Linked DNA regions of Homo sapiens: region 2 is linked to region 1. A link is an interaction called in ENCODE POLR2A ChIA-PET data of the cell type or tissue named here. Cell type or tissue: CD4-positive, alpha-beta T cell. All regions are shown on one strand. Each heading gives the region's core, and the rest is flanking DNA. Links, peaks and the distances in the headings are about the cores only. Region 1 overlaps ATP7B (ATPase copper transporting beta). Region 2 holds the start of LOC124903175 (a long non-coding RNA gene).

Evidence for each region. ChIA-PET counts read pairs that join two places held together with the same protein. Peaks named below come from ENCODE experiments on the same cell type or tissue, not always from the same donor. Only the 100,000 strongest peaks of a DNase experiment are listed, where the experiment ranks them.
Region 2: POLR2A ChIA-PET joins it to region 1 with 5 read pairs; 1 of 35 experiments calls an interaction of 5 or more read pairs at or near these places.

The regions. Positions count from the first base shown.
Region 1 is chr13:51,947,033-51,956,696 of GRCh38, forward strand. It overlaps ATP7B (ATPase copper transporting beta), which reads right to left. Exons shown (of 21, transcript NM_000053.4): 10 at 3,240-3,367; 11 at 2,975-3,129; 12 at 2,630-2,764. Among named protein-coding and RNA genes, the nearest start is that of ATP7B, 60 kb to the right of the region's middle. In CD4-positive, alpha-beta T cell, for the core only: no CTCF peak of the experiment used is centred there; a DNase peak (open chromatin) is centred at 3,889; H3K27ac peaks cover 539 bases.
Region 2 is chr13:51,541,314-51,557,410 of GRCh38, forward strand. LOC124903175 (a long non-coding RNA gene) reads left to right here and starts at 7,811. Exons shown (of 4, transcript XR_007063804.1): 1 at 7,811-7,917; 2 at 8,397-8,593; 3 at 9,812-9,875; 4 at 10,770-10,838. MIR4703 (microRNA 4703) reads left to right here and starts at 11,276; the gene lies at 11,276-11,354. In CD4-positive, alpha-beta T cell, for the core only: no CTCF peak of the experiment used is centred there; a DNase peak (open chromatin) is centred at 7,948.

The sequences.
Region 1 (9,664 bases), core at 1,631-6,630:
GTTTTTGTAATGATAAAAAATGGAAACAACCAATACGGAATTGGTTAATTAAACTGTAGGTGTGATGTATATAATGGGATACGAGGCAACTATTGGAATGATGATGGAACATACTGATATGGAAAGGTACCAGCAGCACTGCAAAATTAAAAAGCAAGTACAAAATCGCATGTGCTGGGATTTATTCGTGCAAAAATCTCCGCCTGTATCTGAATACAGCATTTCAACAATACTGGAAAGGTATCCACCAATATGCAAAAAAATTACTTCTAGGGATATGATTTGGAGGTATCTTTATTTTCTTCTCTGTATTTTTCACTATTTTTTCTTTGTACCCAAAACAAACAAAATATGACCTACTTTCCAGACACTTGGTATTATTTGCATTCTGAGAGCTTGAATTATCTTGGTTTATTTTTAAAAATGGCTGGTGGCTATGGAGTATAATCAAGAGATACTATGTTCACTTACTTATAGTAAAAAGCACAGTTGTCTAAGGTAAGGCTATGGACCACAGCCTCTTTAGCTTCCATCTACATTTTATTATTTCACTCTGAAAGGCAGGATTCTAAAATAATGTATTATTAAAGGGGTCTTTTAATTTTCATAGAAACAGTTATATTTAGGTAGAGGGATATATTAAGATTTTTAGACATAAAGATTATGTAATCTTTTTTAAAAATACACTAATTCTTGTCAAAATCACACCTGGCATTCTGATAGGACTGGGTGGACTTCTGGAAGTTACCATGAGCCCTTCTCTACAATGACTTTTGTACAGCAGAGAGATGACAGTATCTTAAAGGAACATGCAGTACCTCATTTGCCAGCATCCTCCCTGATATTGCAGATAAAAACAAAAGAAGCCAAAGTAAGATGGAAAGGCATGGAACAGCAGAAAGCCACAGATTCCAACTTGTTTAGGACTGAGTCTTCCCATGGCCATATGCCAACGCACTGCTTTCCCGAAAAAGCCGAAATTATAGGCAGTCAGGTGCCATGGATAGCCACAGGCACATTCTACCAATATATCTGTAAGTTACTTTTAAGAGCACTGAGGTTCCTTAGATGTCAGAAAGTGTTTAACTTGAACATTGTTCAATTTAAGATGGGAAATTTGAGGGAGAAAATACATCCTAGTAAATGACATGTGTCCTGAGAATATTTGATATACTTTTAATTATGTGAAGGATTTTTTTTAAAAGAAAAAAATTATCCATTCTGTATTTGTACTTTTTGCTACGTTGCCCAGGTTGGAGTGCAGTGGCTATTCACAGGCACGATCATAGCACACTACAGCCTCAAACTCCTGGACTCAAATGATCCTCTGCCTTAGCCTCCCAAGTAGCTGAGTCTACAGGTGCATCACCACACCCAGTATGGTTTCTCATTCTATGGCTCTATGGTATAACAAGCACTAGACTGGGCTAGGAATAAGATAAGGTAAAAACATTGTTCCGCTCATTGTGCCATTACCAAATACTGTTCTAAGTGTGCCATTAGCTTTTTAAGTACATTATCAAGGTTTCAACCTCAGTGCTACTGACATTTGGGGCCAGATAACTCTTTGTTGTAGGGCCTGTGATGTGCCTTGCAGGATGTTTAGCAGCATCCCCCCAGTCACAAACACCGAAAATGTCACAGCTGCCAACTGAGAATCACAGATGTAATATAGCTTTTATTCCTCAAGCAGATATGTTTTTTTGAGGGGTGGCCTGTATTTTCCTTTCTTTTTCTGAGGTTTAATAAAACCATATTTCCTAAGATAGTGTTCTTCAACCACTTTTTTAAACTCAAAAATGTATATTCCATTGCCTCACATACAATGTTTAGTAAATATTTAACTATTATAAAAAGCTATTCACGCCTGGGTGCAGTGGCTCACACCTGAAATCCCAGCACTTTAGGAGGCCGAGACAGGCAGATCACCTGAGGTCAGGAGTTCGAAGCCAGCCTGACTAATACGGTGAAACCCCATCTCTGCTAAAAATACAAAAATTAGCTGGGTGTGGTGGCGTGTGCCTGTAGTCCCAGCTACTTGGGAGGCTGAGACGGGAGAACTGGTTGAACCTGGGAGGTGGAGGTTGCAGTGAACCGAGATCAAGCCACTGCACTCCAGCCCGGGAAACAGAGGGAGACTCCATCTCAAATAAATAAATAAATAAACAAACAAACATAAAAAGCTATTTACATTACTTGGGAAGCTGGGAGGTCAAAGATGGTACTGGTAAATATATACATCAAAAGATATTTTTCTTAAAATGTATTAAATAATATTATCATGCCATTGAGATTTAAAGTGAACTATTTTCTATGATGTATGCCTCATAACCTCAAAAAGGACCAATAATACATATTGTAAATGCTTCAAGCATTACAACTGAGCACCAATTGGTGTCTGTGAAAATTATCTAAGTAGAATGTAAAGGAGATCTTTAATAGAAACCTGCAGAAGGAGAGTGACTGTTTATCCTACTCTGGCTTAGATTTTGCTGTCAATAAGAGAAGCAAGCAAATAAAATGTAATGAATAATTAAAGCCCAGTGAATCTAAGATATGAAAGAACAGGATCAATGTCAGTAGATTATTTAAAACACAACCACCATATAGCCCAAGGCATTCAACTTACAGGAAAGTATCTCTGAACAACACCAAAATCGATAAAACCGATTACAATCCATACCACCAACGTCAAAGTTGACATGATGATGATAAATGGGACAAAATATCCACTAAACCGGTCAGCCAGCTGCTGAATGGGTGCCTATGAAAATAAAACACCAAGACCATGGGAAATTACAACCTATGAAGAAATAAAACACCACAAGCATGGATAAAGATTGGGATAATCTCCTTCATTTAACCACATTTACTAATCAATCTCTACTCAATAAAACTGTCTGATTTCCCAGAACTCTTCACATAATTTCTAAAACGAGAAAGATGAAGTTAGTTTTAAAAATTTCTTCATTACCTTTGACATCTGAGCCTCTTCCACCAGTTTCACAATCTGAGCCAAAGTGGTGTCATTGCCCACGTGGGTAGCTTTAATGAGCACAGAGCCATGTGCATTTATAGACCCCGCAATTACAGTGCTTCCGGGTTTCTTAGTGACTGGCATGGCTTCTCCTAGACGTAGGAAAGAGACAACTGTCACTTGCTCAGCCCCATCCAGCACTCATGTGACCTGACAGCTGCTATGATATCCTCCTGAGGGAACATGAAACAAGCCATCTCACCTGTGATGAGGGACTCATCAGCCATGGTATTGCCTTCCAGGACTTTCCCATCCACTGGAAACTTTCCCCCAGGGACCACCTTGACGATATCGCCCCGCTGCACCAGCTCCATGGGGACTTGCTCCTCCCTGCAACAAACGCCACTTATCACTCACATGGCCACTCATTCGGTCACCGGGTCAGGTTCTAGGCCAGCTGTTACAATAGTTACACTGTATTTGCTTATACTGAGCAACAGTATTCATTTGATCTGTTCATTTACAGATATTTATCGTGCAGCTGCTGAATACCAGGCACTGTTCTAGGCACTGGTGATACAGCTGTGAATGGCACAGCAAAGGCCCTACTACCTCATGAAGACAAGTTCTGTGGTAGAAATGGACAACAAGCAAGATAGAATCAGGTATTAAATATTAATAAGTGCTGTGATGAAAAAAACAAGGATAATGTGACTGGAGGGCTTCTTAGAGTGGCAGAGGGAGGAGGAGACATGGAAGGGCTTCTCTGGGAAGGTAACATTTAAGCTGAGACCTGCATGCCAAGAAGGTCCAACACACACGGAAAGGAAGTTCACGGAGAGAAAACAACTGACACAAAGGTTTAAGGCAGGCAGGAAGGGTGCGTCTGAGAAACAGCAAGAAAGCAAGCAAGGCTGGCAGGAAGTAAGTGACGTGCAAGTTGAGGTCAGAGAAGCAGGCAGAGTCCAGATCATGCCGAGTCTCCTGGAGCAGAGCATGGGTTTTGGATGTAAGGCTTTTAGCAGGAAAGTGACACAATCTGATTCACATTTAAGTGATCTCTTTGGCTGCTGCATGAGAATGGGCTGTAGGGATGATCACAGGAGTGAGGGGGAGAGTCAGGCTGTTGCAGCAGCCCAAGCGGAAGATGGAAGTAACCTGGACTACAGAGAGAGGGAGAAGAAATACACAGCATATTCTTAGATCATGTGTTAACAAGATGTGAAAATGCACTGAATATGAGGGTAAAGAAAGGAATCAAAGATGAGCTCCAAATTTTCATTTTGAGCAACTGGGTGGATAGAGAAACCATTTAATGAGATGGAGATGATTATGGAGAAGCAGCTAAGGGAGGGTGAGGGAAGAGAAGGGGAGGGGATGGAGAGAAATGGTTCATTTTGACATGTCGGGTTTGAGATGCCTATTTGACTTCCACGTAGAAATGCCAACTAGGGAGCTGAAAATATGAGTCTGAAGTGGAAAGAAGAGGTCAGAGGTAGAGAACAAACCTGAGAGCTGTCACATGTAGATAGCATTTAAAGCCATGAGATCATATAAGCGCCCCTAGGAGTGACGGAGAAAACACAGAAGGGGTCCTAGAACTCATCCCTGAGACACTCCACTATCTGAAAGCTGAGCAGAAGCTGAAGGACCAGCCAGTGACACAGGAGGAAAATGAGAGTGGGGATGAGGAGGAGGAGGAGGGAGCACCCATCCAACCACACCAAACGCTGCACAAGTAGTTCCACAGGGGCAAATATACGTAAAATTCATCACACTCTACACGTAGGGTTTGTGTGTTGCAGTGACTGTGAGTTACACATTGAAAAAAGAAAAAAAATCAAAGAAACAGACAAGGGGGAAATACTGGTGAGAGACTGAAATGAGGACTTAACACAAGCAATGTTGGATTGGGGTATATGGAAATTACTTGATGGCACTGGCCAAACCAAGTTCAGAAACTGGTAAAGGCAGAGGCTCAACTAGAATGGGCTGAGAGAGCACGCAGTGAGAAGGCAAAGACAACAGCGAAAGTCACGTTTTTAAAGAAGGCTTTTGTGAAGGAACAGAAAAACAGAGCAGTAGAAGGGAGGGTGGATTAAAGTGGGGATTGTGTCTTGTACATACATGTGAACTGTGTGCTAGTGGGACATGTCCTGCAGAGACAGAGATGCTGCGGGGGGAGAGGAGAAGACGGCAGGAACAGAGACAAAGCCAGAGGGAGGGCACCTACGGCCCAGGGCCAGCTTCAGCAGCAGCTCACTAAAAGCATGGCATGGGCCCAACAGAATTAATTGTATAGGTAATACTGGCTCATGAGCTAATGGTCAACAAGCCAGAAGAGCATGCATGGAAAGCAAGCAGGGCTCTGAGGTTATTTTACACCTTGCTTTCATTCTACAAAGACTACATTTAAACTATCACAGGCACAAAAGCCATCTTACTTACTTGAGAAGGAGAAATAGACATTTACTGAGTGCTAGGAACTGTGCTAGATTTTTACATGTTTTACCTCACTGAATCTTCCCAGACACATACAAGGTGAGTCTTATTACCCCCATTTCAGCAAAACCTGAAGATGTCTTAGAAAGGCACAAAATTGAACATACATGCCCACTTATTTAAATGTTGCTATGTACAACTATATAAAACTTAGTAACTACCATATGCAGGCATGTATGTTAAATATTTGCATCATTATTTTCCTTTGTAAAAATTGTTCAGGAACAGTCTCTGTGCTACGAGGATTCAAGGCTTGTGTGGCTACTTCCTGTGATTACGTGAGATGCTTAGTATGGCACCTGTACACAGTAAGTGCCCAATGAATGCTGGTGATTTTTATTATCACCTAATTGACATTTTCATATTGATTGGCCTCTTGTGTACCAGGCACCAGGGTAGGCTGGGGTTACAAACAGGACAGAGTAGAGCCTTCCTCTCAGGAGGTTTATAGCCTCATAACTAAAAGCAGACACACAGATGGACAGTTAAGACACACACAGAAAGTTCAATCATGGCAACCAAAATAAATGGAGTACTGAAAAGGAGACTTTCAAAGACTGAAGTCTTTAGTGCTGGGAGTATACCTGTGTAAATCTGTTTGGTGGCTGAGTGAGCCAGGAGAACGGAAGGATCTCGAGAACCCAAGAATATTCTCTGCTTAATTTTAAAGTCCTCCAGCGATGGAGAAGTCCAGGCTGAACATTGCCCTTGAGGCCCCCTCTGAACAACCTGGAGGATTTATCATCCCACAGAGGTCTCCACATGGCCTGAGAAGCCCAAGTCGGGAGGAGGAGCTCCCTGCATTCAATTTAGAAATGAAAGACCCCAAGAACTAAAGGTCAGACCCTCCTCCAGCAGAACCTAATCACTAAGTTTTAAAATGTCCACTTCTGTAAGGAGACTTAAAATTGGCACGAATGTACAGTTGGGTGTCTTTCTAAGAAATCTTTAGTAATGCTAATCTCTGTTAAATCTAACTTTGAATTTCTCCTTTGATCTAAATTAACCACATCTTTCTAACTCTAAGCAGCTTACAAGGAATAGTCCTTTATGAGGGTTAATGTGGCTCCTACTGGTGAATCTCAATAGCATGTATTCTTCAGAAGCTACTATTCCTCTCCAAGTGCTGAGCGATAGGAACCCTCTTAATTAAAAGACAGTGGTTTGTTTCATAGCACTTCATCTTTAAGAGTTTCTGCCAGGAATCTGTTTACTTCACTTGTCTCCTCTCTTCTACTCCCCTTCCTCATTAAACACAAGTTAAGAAAACAAAGAAAAAACTTATAGCATTATGGTCACTGGTCTAGATATGATTTGTAATTTGTTTCCCCATCAATTGTAAAAAAAAAAAAAAAAACCAGAAAATTTCAACATGGGAGACTGGGGATGGGGCTGTGCAAGCCTTTTAATATCAAGCACACACATGCATGTGTGCAGTATGTTTCTTTAACATCTGACAGCAGTTTCATTCCACCAGTGAGTATCTCAGCACCCGCCATGTTTACATCCCAGGGTGGCTGAGGCACAGAGTGTTCTGAGAGCACTGAGGAGCCACAGCTGAGCCAGGCCTGGGGAATCAGGAAAGGCTTCTGGAGGATGCAACTTCCATGCTGAGCCCTGAAGGCAAGGAGCCAGGCAAAGGTTAAGGAAGAAGGGAGTTCAGAGGGAAGGAAGGATGTGTGCAGAGGTCTGCAGAGAGAGGCAGTCCCTTCCTGGGACCTGCCAGTGGTGCAGGGCAGCTGGAGCACAACGCAGGGGATGGCAAGACAGGCTGGGCTCAACAGGCATGCAGGCGGATGCCGGGCCTCACTGCCACGTTAGGAAGGTGGTTTTGATCCTAAGGACAGCATGCAGCCATTGAAGGATTTTCCAATATGATCAATTTGTGCTTTCAGAAAGCACTGTAATATGATCAATTTGTGCTTTCAGGAAGATCACTGGTTTGAATGTGGAAAAATACTGGATTGATAAATGGCTGCAAGCAGTATGAAGAGACAGCTGCGGTGTTTTAGGGGCAAGGCCACAGTGGCCTGGACCAGCATGGTGCCAGTGGATGACGCCCCTAGAGACAGAGGTGCTAGAACCATGAGGATGGACTGCAGATGTGTGAATGAGGGCAGACAGGCATTGTAGAGGACACACTGGGAGCTGGCATGAGGGTACCTTTGCCTGAGACAGACAGGCACCAAGGAAGGGGAATATTTTTGGGGAAAAAGTGGGGGAAGGTGAAGAAGAATACAGACAGGCCGAGTCTGAGCCTTTACCAGTCAACCAAGAAAAACACTCCAACCAGCAGGTAGTCTCTGGGATCTAGACGTAGGTTTGAGAATGAGCTTCTCACGGCTGTTAACCAAAGACGTGGGAGAGTGAGACGTCCCAGTGACGGTGTGTAACACACAAAGACAGAGGCAGTACCACCAGAACCCCAAGGACCATCCACAAGGAAAAAGGAGAGAAGAAAGCCCATGGAGACTAAGCAGCAGCAGCAGCAAGGAAACTACAGTGTGCCAGACGGATCGCACCTAGAAACGCTGCCAGCACCCAAGACTTGGAGTAAAGAGAAAGCACAAGTGTCCCCAGCAAAGGGATGGTCAGAGGAAGAAGCCCAAGCCTCAGTCAAAGAGGGCAGTTATGCGAGAACCTCTGGGGGCCTTCAGATGGTGCCATGGACCAAAGGCACAAGCAGAGGCCCAGACGCGGGAGGGCCCTGTGGGAGGCAGAGTCACTGGGAAACCAGTGTCCAGTGCACCTCAAAGCACAGAATGGTTGAGCTCAGGGGAGGCCTAGACTGCGGCAATCCAGGCGGCAGTGGGTGCAGCCTTGGCCTGGGACAGAGGGTTGGGCTCGGGGTGTGCTGTCAGGAGGCAAGTAGGAATGACCACACCCAAACAGTGAGCCAAAGGCAGAATGAACTCTGGTCTTCTGGCCCCTAGCTTAATAATGTCCTGTCATGTTGCATGGTAGTAGTCAGGCCGTGCGTCCCCAGCCAAAAAATGAATCGGCATTCTTGGAAAAGAACTGAGTTATGACAGGTGCTGCACGCACCCCGTGGGCACTTCGGCCGGCAGATGCCTTCTCCTCCTGTTCAGATCCCTGGAATAGTTCCAAGCAACTGCAGTCAGTGCCATCAGAGGCGCCTCAAACTGTACCGAAGACCCTAGCAAGGCGAGTTGGAGGAAACATGAGTCAAAACCAACACAGCTGCCAGCGGCTTGGCTCCCTGTCTGAACGTTTTCACTTCTCAGAAACTTTCATGCAATTAATTTATAAGAGAAGAAAAAAAAAAGAAGCCAAGGCATGTGACTGCTGCAGACCCATGGCACAGCAGAGCCCAGCATGCCAGGTGCCGTCACACAGGGTCCTGTTTGGGGGCAGCGCAGCACAGTGGCTGAGGGGGGCTCTGTGCCTCCAGGGTTCCAATCCCAGCTCTGCTGCCTGCCTGCCATGGACTCTGGGGATATTACTCCACCTCACTGCACTTGGCTTTTCCTGAGGAAAGCTGGGATGATGACAGTGCTGCCTCACGGAACAGCTACAGAGTGGAACTAGACGATCTGTGGCAAGTGCTGGGGAGTGAGCCTGGAACACCAGAAGGACTCAAATCTCAGTTGCCAGTCCTACAATTGTGATGATCATTTAAAAGCCAGGATCCAGAACAAAACCAGTGCCACCGCGCAGCAGCCAGCCTGCACCTCATGAACACTCATGCATCTGTGTGGCCCCGGTCAGTTCCTCTACTCACCTGGGGCGTGCCCAGGGCCAGCTGCACCAGCCCTGCAGACCCCATGGGGAAGCAAGGGGTCTGTCTCAGCCTTCACGCCCAGGCCTCCAGGACACAGCTAGGGCAGGCTGGCTCCATCAACAGTGTGATACATGGACAAGGGCACACAAGGGAGGGGCAAGGCACAACGCCTCTGAAAATGGGAGTGGTTAGAGTCTGCATGACATCGGAGGATAAGAATCAGAGACACCAAAAACCACTGAGAAAACCAACAGAGAAAGGTTCCCGGGTAGAGGCATTGGAGGAGACGCCTCTCCCACCAACGGGGCAGGAGCGGGAGGTGCCACGGAGGAGGCTAGCTGTGTAGGCTGAGGGACAGGGAACTGGAGGGTTTCCATCTGAACACTTCTCCTTCCAGTAGTCCAAAGCGAGACCACAGGCTAATAGAAAATGTGGTGGGACCA
Region 2 (16,097 bases), core at 4,853-9,852, 400 kb before region 1:
AGGGGGGTGAGCAGGTTATATAAGCTTTGTAGAGCATTATCAAGACATTGGTTTTTACTTTGAATGCGGTGGGAAGATTCTGAACAGAGAAGTGACATGATCAAACTTAATCCTCTAGAAGATTATTTTGGCTACTGTGTTGCAAATAGATTTCAGAAAGGCAAGAATGGAAGCAGGTAGATACTAGGTGCTCTGGAAACACTTGCTTATTGTAAATTGTATTTTTACATTAAGTTCTCTCTCCTTTTTTTTTTTTTTAACTTACTCTACCTTTAAACAAATTTATTTATTTTCTTATTCTCCATGTATTTAGGGTGCAATATATTCACATTTGGAAGCAATACAATTGCATTTCTTTAAAACACGGAATAAGTTTCAGACTTTTCACCATCAGGTCAAACTGGTCTCTCATTTGACATTTCATTTTCTTTTCCCTAATTTGGGCAAAAGGTTAAAAATAGTTTATTCTTCCTGAGCAGAGACAACTGCAAATCAACAGAAGTACATAGCAGTAGCCATAACACTAATGGCCAATAACTTTTGAGTGTTCTACATACACTAGGCACAGTTCTAGGTGTTCAGCAATGACTTAGCTCCTTTAATCTTCACAGTGACTTGCTGAGGTTGGTACTATTTATCATTCCCATTTTCACTGACAAGGAAGAGAAAAGTTAAAGAACTACTTGAGATTACCCAGCTGGCACATGGCCAGGCGAAGATTGGAACAAAGCCTGCGGAGCTCAGAACCTGTGCAGTTGACTGTCACATTATATCACTCTTACCTCCCAGCGATCTACAGTAAAGCCCCCACCAAGGGACTGAGGAGAGAGGGAAGGCTTCAGGAAACTTGGACTAGAGAGTACGCTGTAAAGTGAGTCTGGTCCACATGATATTATCGTGGTCCGTATATGGAGGAATGATATGTTAACACAAGGGACTGGAATGAAAAGATAAAAAGAGTCAAGACCACAGGATAACATATATCTGGGTTTTCCCAGCATTGCCCATGGAATAGAGAGCTGTATTTATTGACCAGGAGTACCCTGATCACGCAGAGTAAGAATACTCTATTGCAGAATGGGACAGCACATCAGGTTTTTCTGCAGAGTGAATAAAACACCCCTCTAATCCCCCTGTGCTGGTTAATGAACAAATGGCATTTCTGTTTATAAATCAGCCTTTTGTGAGTTTGGTTTGCTTGAATCAGCACCTCCCCCTTCCCTACAACCCCCTCTCCCCCTCAATCACCTACTATTCCTCTCCCATCTGCCTCCACTGCCCAGAGCTTCATCAGTCCCTCCACTTCCCCCGACCCCTGGGCTGAACTATAGTGACTACGAAAGCTGCCGGCTTGCACCAGCCAGCTAGCTTGCCAGCTTTACTCACCACCATTCTGAGTGGCTGTTCTGAGTTGTTTACAGCATAATACAAATTTATCTGGGGAACGGCTTTTAAGTTATTTTTGTGCCATGGTTTTGATTTATTTAAGCTTCTCCCAACTAATTGAAGAAGCTTAGTACATTTTGGTACAGAAATTTGATTTGTCATTTTGCGCTCTTGATCTGTTGCCTCCCAGGAATGTGTGGTTCCTATCTTATTTGCCATCTGACGCAGGGGAAAGCTTAGGTGGTGGACATTTATATTTTGTGCAGTTAATGTGGCATGGATTCTAGATTTATCTTTTGCTGTAACTTGGTGAGAAAATGCATTTGGAGTTTAAATAAACTGGTAACTGACAATATTGGAAAAGTACCAGAGTTTTTTCATCTGCTTCTCTCTCTGTTTTTGAACAGACTCCCAGACTCCTTCTCAGGTCTTAGCCTTCCATTTGATTCCTTAAAATTACTTAGCACACTGTTTTGTTCACATAGATAAATTTTTGCATATATTTCGTATATCTGTCTCCCCGTGTGTGTGTGTGTGTGTGTGTGTATTATATAGGTATATACTTTTAAAATTTGTTTGTTTTTAAAACTCTGCTCTAACAGAATACAGCAGTTGCTTACAGGGAGAAGAACGTGGTGGCCAGGGAGAAGGGTGGAAGGAGATTTTATTTCATTGTTTATACTATTAATATTTTAACTTTTTCAAATTTGCATGATATTTGTGAACTAGTTATTCAAGTTCACTAGTTGATTTACTTTCAAAATAAAACTACTTCAGATTGAAAGAAATTAATTTTCTCCTTATGCAGGGTCAAAAGCACCATAACATTTATGAATAAGAACTTATTTTTAAAAAAAAATAGAATAATAGGCTGAGCACAGTGGCTTATTCTGGAATCCTAACACTTTGGGAGGCTGAGGCAGGAGGATCACTTCAGCCCAGGAGTTCAAGACCAGCCTGGTCAACATAACAAGAATTCATCTTCAAACAAAAAAAAATTTTAATTAGCTGGGAGGCTGAGGTGGGAGGATCACTTGAACCCAGACATTTGAGGCTGCAGTAAGTTATGATTACGCCTCTGCACTCCAGCTTGGGGGACAGAGTAAGATTTTATCTCAAAAGAATAAATAAAAGAATGAACTGAACATGAAATGTGGTAGGCCTGTGCAAAGAATCTACAAATCCTGACCAAGAGTCATAAAGACATAAATAAATGGAAGGATAAACTCTGTTTCTGGATATTTTAATATTATAAAAAGTAAGTTCTTCCTAAATTCAAATATAAATTAAATGGTATCTCAGTGAAAATCCCCCCAAAAATCTGGGAGATGGAGGAAACGGGGAAATGTGCCAAAATTTATATTTAAAAAATATGGAAGGATAAATATGTAAGAATAATGGATATTTTGACAAAGAAGAGTACAGTTAAACATAAAATATAATTTTAAAAAATATAAAGAAGAGATAAGTCATATCAGATATCAAAATGCATTAAAATTACTTTAATTAAAAGTATTGTACAGGTATAGAACTCACAGACAAAACAAGCATTAGAATAAAAAGTCCAGAACTGGTTTTAATATATTGAAGAATTTTTATATATTAAAGACACCATTTCACTTGAGGAGAGAAAGGAATGGATTATTTTGTAAATGTTGGAATTGACAAATAATGGGAAAAAATAAAATTAGAGTCCCATCTTGGAGCTATAATCAAAAGTTTAGTAGGTTAAATATTTAAATATAAATTTTTTAAAATGAATCCATAAATTACTGAGAGAAAGTATAATTTCCTCTTAGATCATTCATCTTAGATCTTGGGTACAGAATGTCTTTTTTTAAGCAATGCAACATAGGTAGAATTATAAATAAAAAATGTTATACATTTGACTAATTTAAAACTCTTTGTGCCATGAAAATCAAATTTAAAATTAAGAAAAATTGGAGAAAAACTCATTAGATCATATGTAATTTTACATATATGATAAATATGTAGACAGAGCTCTTAAAACTCAATAAAAGAAATATTAGAATTCAATATTTTATGTTCAGAGGACATGAATAGGCAGTTCACAAAAAAAGCAATATGCATAGCCAATAAGCATTTTATTAAAAAATTCAGGCTTATTAGAAATCAAAGAAATGCACCCAAAACCAAGATCTTGCTTTTCATCTATTTCATTAGCCAAGATGAAAAATAATTATATATTCAGTGTGACAAGGGTGTGGGGAAAGGGTATTCTCAACTACTGCTGGTGGGAATATAAATGAAAACAATTTAGCAATGAGTGTTTTTAAAAATCTTAAATATGTACATACTCTTGGATCTAGAAATCCCATGTCTAAGAATTTGTTCTATGGAAATAACCAGCTAAGTGTACACAGATTTATTCACAGGGATGTCCACTGACACACTGTTTATATAAATAAAAAAAGTTAACATTTAAACATACAATATGTTTAAAAGCAAGTTATTGACAAAATAAGTTATGATGTATCCATATTATAAAATATCATGCTTTTTTTTTTTTTTTTTTTTTGAGACAGTGTCTTGCTCTGTCACCCAGGCTGGAGTGCAGTGGTGCAAACATGGCTCACTGCGGTCTCCACTTTTTTCTTTTTTTTTTCTTTTCTTTTTAATTTTTTAATATACTTTAAGTTCTGGGGTACATGTGCAGGTTTGTTACGTAGGTATATATGTGCCATGGTAGTTTGCTGCACCCATCAACCCGTCATCTACATTAGGTATTTCTCCTAATGCTATCTGTCCCCCAACTCCCCACCACCTGACAGGCCCCAGTGTGTGATGTTCCCCACCCTGTGTCCATGTGTTCTCATTGTTCAACTCCCACTTATAAGTGAGAACATGCAGTGTGTGGTTTTCTGTTCTTGTATTAGTTTGCTGAGAATGATGATTTCCATCTTCATCCACGTCCCTGCAAAGGACATAAACTCATCCTTTTTTATGGCTGCATAGTATTCCGTGATGTATATGTGCCACAATTTCTTTATCCAGTCTATCATTAATGGGCATTTGGGTTGGTTCCAAGTCTTTGCTATTGTAAACAGTGCCACAATAAACATACGTGTGCATGTGTCTTTATAGTAGAATGATTTATAATCATTTGGATATATACCCAGTAATGGGATTGCTGGGTCAAATGGTATTTCTGGTTCTAGATCCTGAGGAATCACCACACTGTCTTCCACAATGGTTGAACTAATTTACACTCCCACCAACAGTGTAAAAGCATTCCTATTTCTCCACATCCACTCCAGCATCTGTTGTTTCCTGACTTTTTAATGATTGCCATTCTAACTGGTATGAGATGGTATCTCATTGTGGTTTTGATTTGCATTTCTCTGAAGACCAGTGAAGATGACCATTTTTTTATATGTCTGTTGGCTGCATAAATGTCTTCTTTTGAGAAGTTTCTGTTCATATCCTTTGCCCACTTTTTGATGGAGTTGTTTTTTTCTTGTAAATTTGTTTGAGTTCTTTGTAGGTTCTGATTATTAGCCCTTTGTCAGATGGATAGATTGCAAAATTTTTTTCCCATTCTGTAGGTTGCCTGTTCACTCTGATGATAGTTTCTTTTGCTGTGCAGAAGCTCTTTAGTTTAATTAGATCCCATTTGTCAATTTTGACTTTTGTTGCCATTGCTTTTGGTGTTTTAGTCATGAAGTCTTTGTCCATGCCTATGTCCTGAATGGTATTGCCTAGGTTTTCTTCTAGGGTTTTTGTGGAGTTAGATCTCACGTTTAAGTCTTTAATCCATCTTGTGTTAATTTTTGTATAAGGTGTAAGGAAGGGATCCAGTTTCAGCTTTCTGCATATGGCTAGCCAGTTTTCCCAACATCGTTTATTAAATAGAGAATCCTTTCCTCATTGCCTATTTTTGTGAGGTTTTTCAAAGATCAGATGGTTGTAAATGTGTGATGTTGTTTCTGAGGCCTCTGTTCTGTTCCATTGGTCTATATATCAGTTTTGGTACCGGTACCATGATGTTTTGGTTACTGTAGCCTTGTAGTATAGTTTGAAGTCAGGTAGTGTGATGCCTCCAGCTTTGTTCTTTTTGCTTAGGATTGTCTTGGCTATCTGGGCTCTTTTTTGGTTCCATATGAAATTTAAAGTAGTTTTTCCCAATTCTATGAAGAAAGTCAATGGTAGTTTGATGGGGATAGCACTGAATCTATAAATCACTTTGGGCAGTATGGCCATTTTCACAGTATTGATTCTTTGTGAAAGAAAAATCAATATCCGTGACACTGCAGAGTCTTGCACTATCGCCCAGGCTGGAGTGCAGTGGCATGATCTTGGCTCACTGTAACCTCTGCCTCCTGGGTTCAAGTGATTTTGCTGCCTTAGCCTCCTGAGTAGCTGTGATTACAGGCGCCTGCCACTACGCCCAGCTAATTTTTTGTATTTTTAGTAGAGATGGGGTTTCACCATGTTGGTCAGGCTGTTCTCGAACTCCTGACCTCTTGATTTGCCCGCCTTGGCCTCTCAAAGTGCTGGGATTATAAGTGTGAGCCACCATGTCTGGCCAAGTCTCCATCTTTATGCATCTATTAAATAATACTTTAATGGTGTGCTTGTGGCATGGGCTATATTTATTATGTATTGGTAAGTTAAATTATAACATGAGAAATATAGTTTAAACAATTATAAATTCTATATGCATTATTTTGGCAAAAGTATGAAAGCAAATAAATCACCATAATATGTGGTTTATGAATTATTGATAATTTTTCTTTTTCATTTATCTTATTTACATCTTTCTATAATTATGCAGTAAAAATGACTTTCGGCAGGGTGCAGAGGTTCATGTCTGTAATCCCAGCACTTTGAGAGGCCACGGCAGACAGATCGCTTGAGCTCAGGAGTTCAAGGCCAGCCTGGGCCACATAATGAAACCTTGTGTCTACAAAAATACAAAAAAAAAAAAATTAGCCAGCAGTGGTGGCACACACCTGTAGTCCCACCTATTCAGGAGGCTGAAGTGGGAGAATCACCTGAACATGGGGAGATAGAGGCTGCAGTGAGCCATGATGTGCCACTGCAACTCCAGCCTGAGTGACAGAATGAGAACCTGTCTCAAAAAAAAAAAAAAAAAAAAAACTTTCAGCAGGAACGACAAAATTCAAAGACTGAAAAGGAAATAATGGGGAAATAACCTTAAAAAAATAAGAGAATCCTGAAGACAGATCCTCTTTGTAACTGAATCTCTGCATGTAAGTTAGGCTATGTTGGTGCTATGTAAAAATACTTTGGACTTTGCCAAACACTGAGCTACAGCTACCCAAGCGGCATAAGGGAAAAGTCTGAACATTCTTTGCAAATTCCTACTTCCACAGCACTATTTAAGAATCGAACTAATTTTTATTACATAATTGTAGAAAGATGTAAATAAGATAAATGAAAATAAATCATAAACCACATATCATGGTGATTTATTTACTTCTATACTTTTGCCAAAATAATGTTTTTAGAATTTATAAATTTTTAAACTATATTTTTCATTTTATAATTTAACTTACCAATATATAATAAATATAGTCTATGTCAATAAGCACACCATTAAAATATTATTTAACAGATGCATGAAAGTGGAGACTGCAGTGAGCTGTGTTTACACCACTGCACTCCAGCGTGGGTGATAGAGCAAGGCCCTGTCTCAGAAAAAAAAAAAAAAAAAAAAAGATGCGTGATATTTTATAGTATGGACACATCATAACTTATTTCATCAATAACTTGCTATTAAACATACTGTTAATGTTTTAATGTTATCTTTTTTTAAGTTGTTGTAAAGAATCTCAAAAAGTGAAGCCTGAATAAGTTTTGATGATGGAAACAAATTAGTAGAAACGATCTATGATCTAGGAATTGTTATGTGTATAATAAATCAATTCAAAAACAAAGGCCTATATTTTAGATGCAGCCGCAGAATCCATACTGAGGAATTCTTAAGGAGCTCTGCTGAAGTGGCAAACTCATTTTATTTACTCTTCATTTTTTCCAACTATACCCTGCTTGAAGCTGGGCTCCCTGTTGTTATACATCTTTAAGAAACAAAAATAAATTCTAGCATAATGGGATCAAAACTTGGTAGTCTCTTATGGTAATGAATTCAGAGATCAGTTATAATGAGCAAAGAGACTACTTCCTGCGACAGCCAAAATCATATGGTACCAAACAGACCTAAGATATTTCTCTTCCACGAATGTATGTGTGATATATGCGAAGTGCATACAGCAAGCCCTGGGAGTGTCTGATCATGTATTCTATATTTTGAGCATTATCCACCATGTTTGCTTTTTTTACACTGTGGCTTAACCTACACAAAATGTAGAGAAATCTGTATCATTTGATTATTGATTACTTGAATATGCTGTTAATGAGGTCTTCTTGTGTCTTAGGTTGGGTTTCCCAAGAAGTAGATTCTGAGACAGAGAGTTGTGTGCAGGCGTCTATTGAGAAAACACTTGTGAGGGCATGAGGAAGTAGGACAGCGGCAGAGTTTGGCCTGAGGTGACCTCTTGGGGAGGGGCGCTCAGGAGGTGGGATGACTCATTCAGGTTGTCTGGAACTGAGTCAAGAGGACTGGATCTTTGCATCTCCCACCCCTGTTGTAGCCACCCCCTCACCCCTGTGGATAGGAGACCTTGGGAGAGGCCACTTCCTTCATTGAAGGCAAGTCTTTGGGAGGCCTCAGCTGTAACCTGTCAGCAGCCAACACTCCCTGCACCAGAGAGTATGAGGGTCTCCAGCCTGAAGGGGGTTCTGGGCTGGGTGCTATGCAATGGACCAAATATTTGTGTTCTTCCAAAACGTATATGTTGAAACCCTAATCCTCAATTGATGGTATTTGGAAATGAGGCTTTGAAAGGTAATTAGGTTTAAATGAAGTTATGAAGGTGAAGCCCCTGTGATGAGATTAATGCCCTTATAAAAGGAGGAGACAAAAGCACTCTCTCTCTCTTTCTCTCTCTCTGCACTCGTGCACCAAGGAAAGGCCTTGTGAGGACATAACCAGGAAGAGAGTCCTCACCAGAACCTGACCATACCTGCACCCTGATCTCAAGCTTCCAGCTTCCAGAACCATGAGAAATCAATGTTTGTTGTTTTAGCCACCCAGTCTACAGAAATTTGTTATAGCCACCCTAGCTGACTACCACATTGGACATCACAGCAAACACTACAACCAGTAAGTCTCTGCTTGTATTAACTGGAACATTTCCAAAGCCTGTCCTACTCAGGATAAATGCACAAAAGAAAAATTAGTAGTTGACGGCAGAATTCTTAAGAGAGCAGTTTTGCATTTTTTACCAAGTAATACTTATTTAACTTCTAGGGCAGTAAAGTAAGAGAAATTGTTACTCTCCACCTCCTGCCATCATGAATTTAGGAAATGTAGAAAGTTATTCTGTTAATAAAGATGTGAACTTGCTGTTGAAGAGAAAATGTTTCTGTTATATCTGTTTCCCTGTGTTTTTGCCACTGCAAGATTCTATCCTGTAATTTATAAAGCACAGAAGTTTATTTTTCACAATTCCAGAGGCTGAGAAGTCCAAAATCAAGGCTCTGGTGGGTTTGGTGTCTGGTAATGCAGAAGTTGCTGCATCTTCTGAAGGGAAGGACAAGAGGGCCAAAGGCTAAGTGAAGCCTCTTTTATGAGTTCCTTAATTCCATTCTTGAGGGAGGAGACTATAGACTAATCATCTTTTAAAGGCACCAACTCTTAATGCCATCACGAGCCATTATGTTTCAACACCCAAATTTTGGAGGGGACACACTCAAACTATAGCAGTCCTTTTGCATTTTGTTCAGGATATCAAAAAGGCCACTTACATTTTATAGTAAATAGTGAAAAAGCTTGCATTCAAGCTTTATCTTGAAAAATGCAATACAAACTGTGAAATCATATTTATTATACTTCATATGTAACAAAATGTAAGCTATAATGACATCTACATACTTCCTGTTAGAACTAAGAATAAATGGATTGGAATTTGGGGATGTAATTTTTCCAATGAAATTTTAAAATAGCCCAAATGACATTCTCCACTTTATATTTTATTTGTACAGCATGATAGTGAAGATGGACATTTTGACAAAAACGTTCAAGGATTTTATGAACTTTTCCCAGGGCCTCTCAATCCTTTAATTTTGAACTCATTATTTTTGGAAACATCTCTGCTGTCATTATCCTCCTTGATGTTTCTCTAGTTGTAGATATGTTCACTTCGACACCTAACAGGCATGCCAGTATTAAAAATGTGTCCAAAACAGAACCCTCGATTCTGTTTTCCTTGCATTTTCTTCCCACCTTCACTCTATCTTCTCTTCTCCTCCAGTTGCTCAAGACAAATATCTAGGAATTATTCTTTATTTCTTTTTTTCTCTCATACACTATATCCACCAGCAAGTCCAGTTGGCTCCACAAGCTTGAGCTCACCATTTCTCACCAGCTCCACCGCTACCTCCAAGTAAGTGCCAACCACCTTCAGCCATTGCCTGAACTACTTTAGTGGCTTCCTAAATCGGCTCCAGCTTCTACTCTATTTCCCTACAATCCACTCTCCATAGAGCTGCCAGAGTGATTTTTAAATGGATTTGTTTGTATTAAGTACTACATTGACAAGGTTCAAAATTTAACACACTATAAAAAGAGATGTTCAGAGAAGTCTTGCGTTCACTCCTGCACTTCTCACCCCAACCCTCCGATGATATCCCTTCCACCCATATATTTTTAAAATCCTCCTAGGGTTTTTAAGGCAAATACAAGCATATTCAAATATATTTTCTCCCACCTTACTGCACAAAAGATAGCCTACCATATACACTGTTCTACATCTTGCTTTCTTTCCCTTGCCATATGTCCTAAAGCTCTTTCCATATGTATCACTACATAGAGAGCTTCCTTATTTGTTTTGACAGCTGCATGTCATACCATTGTTTATTTAACCAGGCCCCTTTTGTTGAATATGGGAGTCAGATCCATTTTTTGCTCTTACAAATAATACAACAATAAATAACCTGATACATGTGTTGTTTCTACAAGTGGATATGCCTCTATGACATAGAATCACAGAAATACGATTGCTAGATTATATATTTTAGTGTATTTGCCAATTTCAAAATGAAAATTTTAGAGGTGAATCTGATGACAGTTCTCCTGCTTAAAAGACAATCAGGATGAAAACCATTAATGAAACCCATAAGGCCCTCCCTAATTTGGCCCTTGTCTAACTCTTCAATACTGAAACTATGCCCAAAAGAGTTAAAGAAACCAATGACTAACAAATTCTTGAGTTTGCAGAATGACAGATTAAAAAAAAAAAAACACCTACTGAAAGGCTGAAATGCCCTCTGCTTATCAGATAAAAGAAATGGCTGAAATCCTTTGGAACCAATATGACCAACTGGAGTCGGTGCAGAAGGAGCTTGCTGACAACGCAGCCTGAATTTCCACCCTATGTTTCATACCAACTCCCCCTGAATTTGCACATGTGATACATGAGATAGCATGAAGAGATAACTGAGCATGCCCAAGGACTTTCCAGACTTCTGCTTTCCTTCCACCAATCACCTGCTAATCTCAGAATCCACCCCCTGAAACTTTTCTAATAAAAATACTGTTTTGAAGGCAGCACAGGGAGACAGATTTGAGCTTGACTTCTGTCTCCTTGGGATTGACTTTCAGTACAAAGCTTTTCTTTTCTCAAGAACATGGTGTCATAGTATGGGCTTCTAGTGCATTGGACAGTGAGCCCCTTTTACTCGATAACAATATCAGCTATATTTTTCTCCCTCTTTCACTGTGGACTAAGCATTCAGCTTCCTCTTATTAATCCCATAAAATCCTATACCATTTGCGAGATTTGCTTTATGCATATTAGCAATACAGTACAAATATAGTGTGTTTGATTTGCACTGTAGTTGTATTGTATTGCCACTCTGTATAAAAATCCAATCATCAGCTAGATACCTACCTAACAAAAAAGTTGCTCCTAGAAGGAAGGAAGCAAAGCTAATGTTTAGTGGATATGACTGAGTGGCTTTTATAAGCAGTCATTTGATAAATAAACGTTTCTAGGTTATGATGACTTTTAGTCTCCTATACTGCTTCAGACTTCAGGGACTCAGATAATGAATGCTGAGATAATGTGGATGTTTTATCATTCTGTAGCATGGTGATCAGGGATTCCAGAAACATAAAGGTAAAGTTCTAACCTTATAAAGAAACGACATGGTCAGTGAAAGAGCACTGGGCTGGAAATTACAAGTCCCAGGTCCCAATGCAGAATCTGCCACTAAGTAAGCTGTGAGGGCTTAGGCAAGCCATTTCACTTTTCTCTGGCTCATTTTATTTGCATGAAAAGAAAGAAAAAGGAATTCATTGTGATTCTGAACCTTTTCACTCCCCAAGGATCCCCTTTATTCCTCCCCCCATTTTCATATGTTGAGAAATTGTGTCTACTAAAATATATTCATTAGTAGTTTGTTCATGTTCTCATGTTCATTGTTTATTATTAATATAGTCATGTTCATTGTTAATTTATCAAAAATATATATATATAATTTCCAATTCAGCTTAGCATTACAAAATTGATTGACATTGATTGAGTTGATGTAATACCCTCCAAAGCAAAGAAACCAGATTAATTTGTCTGGGTGGTTAATCTTAATTCCTAAGAGTTAAGAGGCTGCAGGTTGGGACTGTCTGCATCCAGTTGACTATAAGTTTTTTGTTTTGTTTTGTTTTTACAAGTCTGAGAGTCAATGCTATTTATATTTGTATTTCTATTCAGTCCAGTGCTTGGACAAATGGTACCTCAGAGGGTCCTGTGGGTTCAGCAAAGCAGCTCAGGAGCAGAAATGGGGGTGGGAAAAGAGGAGTCTTAGGGCCCCAAAACCTATTTCATCTACAGCAGCCTCACTTTTTTCTGCTTTAAATGCTAGATTCTGCTTAAGATTTTCTTTTTCTTTTCCTTTTTTTTTGAGACAGAGTCTTGCTCAATTGCCTAGGCTGGAGTGCAGTGATGCTATCTTGGCTCACTACAACTTCCCCTTCTTGGGTTCAAGTGATTCTCCTGCCTCAGTCTCCCGATTAGCTGGGATTACAGATGTGTGCCACCACCCCCAGCTGATTTTTGTATTTTTAATAGAGACAGGTTTTCACAATGTTAGCCAGGCTGATCTCGAACTCCTGGCCTCAAGTGATGTGCCTGCCTCAGCCTCCCAGAGTGCTGGGATTACAGGCGTGAGCCACCACACCTGGCCTTAAGATTTGCTTTGAAGAAAGCGTTTAAACCATAAAAATAATTTGAAAAATATGACTTAATCAAACTCAATTATATAGATGAGAATAATGAGGCATAGAAAAATTAAATGAAACTGGCCCAAGGTTATAGAGCTAATTAATGGCAAAATACTCATTCAGTCAATCAACAAATATTTATTGAACACTGTAGAAATAAAAATTGTAAAGCTAAAGCTTTGATTTGTTCTTAGTTTAAAAACAATCTGTGAGTCACTGTATTGGATTAGAAGCATTAGGATGAAAGAATCTTGTTTTCATAAATTGGTGGAGAACTGACATTATCGTGTATGTTACTATTGTTCAATAAGACAAGGAAGAGAGGGCAGGGGCATATTAGCATTCAGGTGACCACAGGAGGTTGGGGACAGGTCAGGTTTGGTAAAGGGCTTGTTTCAATTTAAATCTATGGTGGCTCAGGCTCTGATTGTCATACTAGTGCTCTCATTAATGTGCACAGGGAAGGAGCCAAGAACCCCACTTGACCCAAGATTAACATTAAGGTTTTGTTTCATTTCCCAGATTAAATATGTGATTAGCACCAAACCTGGAAAAACCCGTGGCTATAGGATATGTGTAATTTAATCTATAAAATGTATTTGTAAAAGCCAATTCATTGTACATGTTCAACTTAATAAGTTCACTGGCATTATGATAACTTATCCATGACTGGGTATTGCATATGCTCTCCAGTTAGTCCAAAAGTTATAGCCCTTCTGATTCTAACTTTCTCTTTACAAACTATTTGCAATAAAGCTCATCTTTAGCAGATTCAAATCCAAATATAACACAAAGCTTTGTTCTTGGCCAGCACCAGTCAAGAGCCAGCCCTTCTAGGCATGGAGGATACAGCAATGAACATGTTGGGAGAGTTTGCTGTTTCTATGAACTAGCCTTGGGTCTCTTGCTTTCTGGTCCAATTCTGTTTCCAACACAGCATGCAAGGTTGAAGACGCATTCTACTCTTCTGCAAATACTTGTCGTTACAGCTTATGCTTATATCTTCACATTATTTATTCATTTATTCAACAAATATTTGTTGAATAGCTTCTATTACCAGACTATACTAAGTGCTGGGCATCTTGATATGAATTAGCTCTCAAGGTGCTCACAGACTTATGAGAATATAGACTCGTACACAAATTTTAAACCAGCATAGTGAGTACAACAGTGGGAGGAGAACAAGGTTCAGTCATAATACACAGCAGCAACTGATTAACTCCCTCTGGCATGATATCCACACTTGAATTTGAAGGATTACTAGAGGTTTCCTGGGCAAACCAATGATAGTGGGAGTGGGAATGGCATATGGAAAGCTACACAGGCAAGAGAGAACATGGCTCATTCTGAGAACCACACCCTGGTTTGAAGGAATATACAGTACAAGGTGGCAGGCAATTGATGGGAGGCAGGCAATTGATGGAATTTCAATCTAATGGCCTCTGTTTTCTCTGTGAGATGAGAGTGACAGGATGTTTTGAAATGTAGGCAAAAGCTGGGTAGGAAACTTGGAGGGAGGTTTAAAAGGACTGCTGAATTGTTTGTAAAACAGAAAGGATTGGGAAAAACCTAAAGGCCTATCAAAAGGGAACTGGCTTAACAGATTACAGTCCACCCATGCAATGGAATACCACACAGCCAGGAAAAAAGATATGTATTGATATATATTGATATGGGAAGATCTGTAAGACATAAATTTTTTAGTGAAAAAAGAAAGTGCAGAACTATGTGTTCCTTTATGTTTTATGTAAAAGAAAAAAAATTTCCTAATATGCATAAAATGTCTCTGGAAGAATGCAGCAGTAAGTCACAGTGTTGTTGCCCATGGGTAGAGAATCTGGATGGCCAGGAGAGAATGGTTGAGAGAGTTGACGTTGTACACTTCTGAATTTTTTAATCATAGGACTGTATTATTTATTCAAAATGAATGAAAAAAATATCTAAAATCCATTTGGTAAAATAAAAAAGAATAATTTCTGAGGTCAATGGAAAATAAAATTACTAAATTTTGTCCTAATGGCTATGTTCCTCTAGAACCTTGTGCTTAAGGCTAACTTGGGAAAATATGAAGGAAATATTTCTTTTCATTAGGAGTTTCTGTTTGGGAAAGGTGACTTGGTTGAGTCATGGGGATGAGAGCTGGAGAGAGATTTACAGAGAAACCTAACCAAGGTTGCTGACTTGGCCCCTCATAGCAGCCTCCCCAGCCAGGGTCTCTTCAGCATCCTAGCAAAGCTGCTTTGGTTACATCAAAGCGGCACCTTAAAAAGGATTTAAAATACTTTACTGCACCTATTGGTGCAAAATCCTGTTGGTACTGAGTTAAAACCAAACTCTGCCCTTTAGGAGCTGGGTAGTGGAATGGACACTAATTATTGCTTGACACATTAACAAATAAAAACCAAGACTGACTTTTGTGTGTGAATTGTTGAATCAGATTCATTATCTTATAGTCATACCCTTTTATCTCTAACTAAATACAGAAATAAATATTCTGGGTGTTTGACAAGGAGCCTGTGAAGTATTGTCTCTGTGCCAGGTGATGTTAGGCATTGGCAACACAAGGACGACTAAACCATTGTCCTTAGTGTCTGGGACCGTATAAAGAAAGATACAAAGAGAAAATTAGAATAAAATGTGACCTCTCAGAGAGGCGTGAAGAGAATTCTGTGGGAACCCCGAAGAGGGAGGGAGTAGCTCTACTTGGAAGGAGTGAGGAAGGGCTTCATTGAGGAGAAAATATGTAAACCGAGTCTTAAATGGGGAGTCGAAGTTGAGGGAGGATGATTGGGACATTCCAAGCAAAGAGAATCCAGTGTGCTAAAACAACACAGCTCAAAATAACACAGTGTGTTCACGGGACACCGTGCAGCTGGCTCTGACTCCAGCATCAGGTGCCTTTCAGGGAGTGGTAAGAACTGAGGCTGGACAGGCAGGTTGGGACAGGGTTATGAAGTACCTCAAGGGCCTGGCTAACAAGTTTAGGCTTTGTCATGTCGGCAAATCACTATGTTCTCAATCAATGCGCTGAGAGATGGATTCCTTTGCCATTGCTCTCTAGCCTCTTTTCAAGCAGGCGTCCTTCTGTCAGCTTCCATATTCTTGTTAAAGGCAGAACCATAATACGGAAGGCAGGTTTGCGGACTTGGTGTTACCTTTTCCATTCTTCTTTTGTATTCTTCTTTCACATCTAATTAGTTCTCAGAGTCTGTGACTCTTCTGTCACAAGCTCTTTCTTTTTTCTTAGCTCCACCATTTAGTAACCATGGCAGGTACAGGGCTAAGCGCTTTATATGAGCCATCTTATTCAATCCCCAAAGCAACACAGTGAGGTTGTATTCCAGTCAAGGTTCTTGGTGGCAAGCAGCAGGTAACTCAAGCAGAAAAG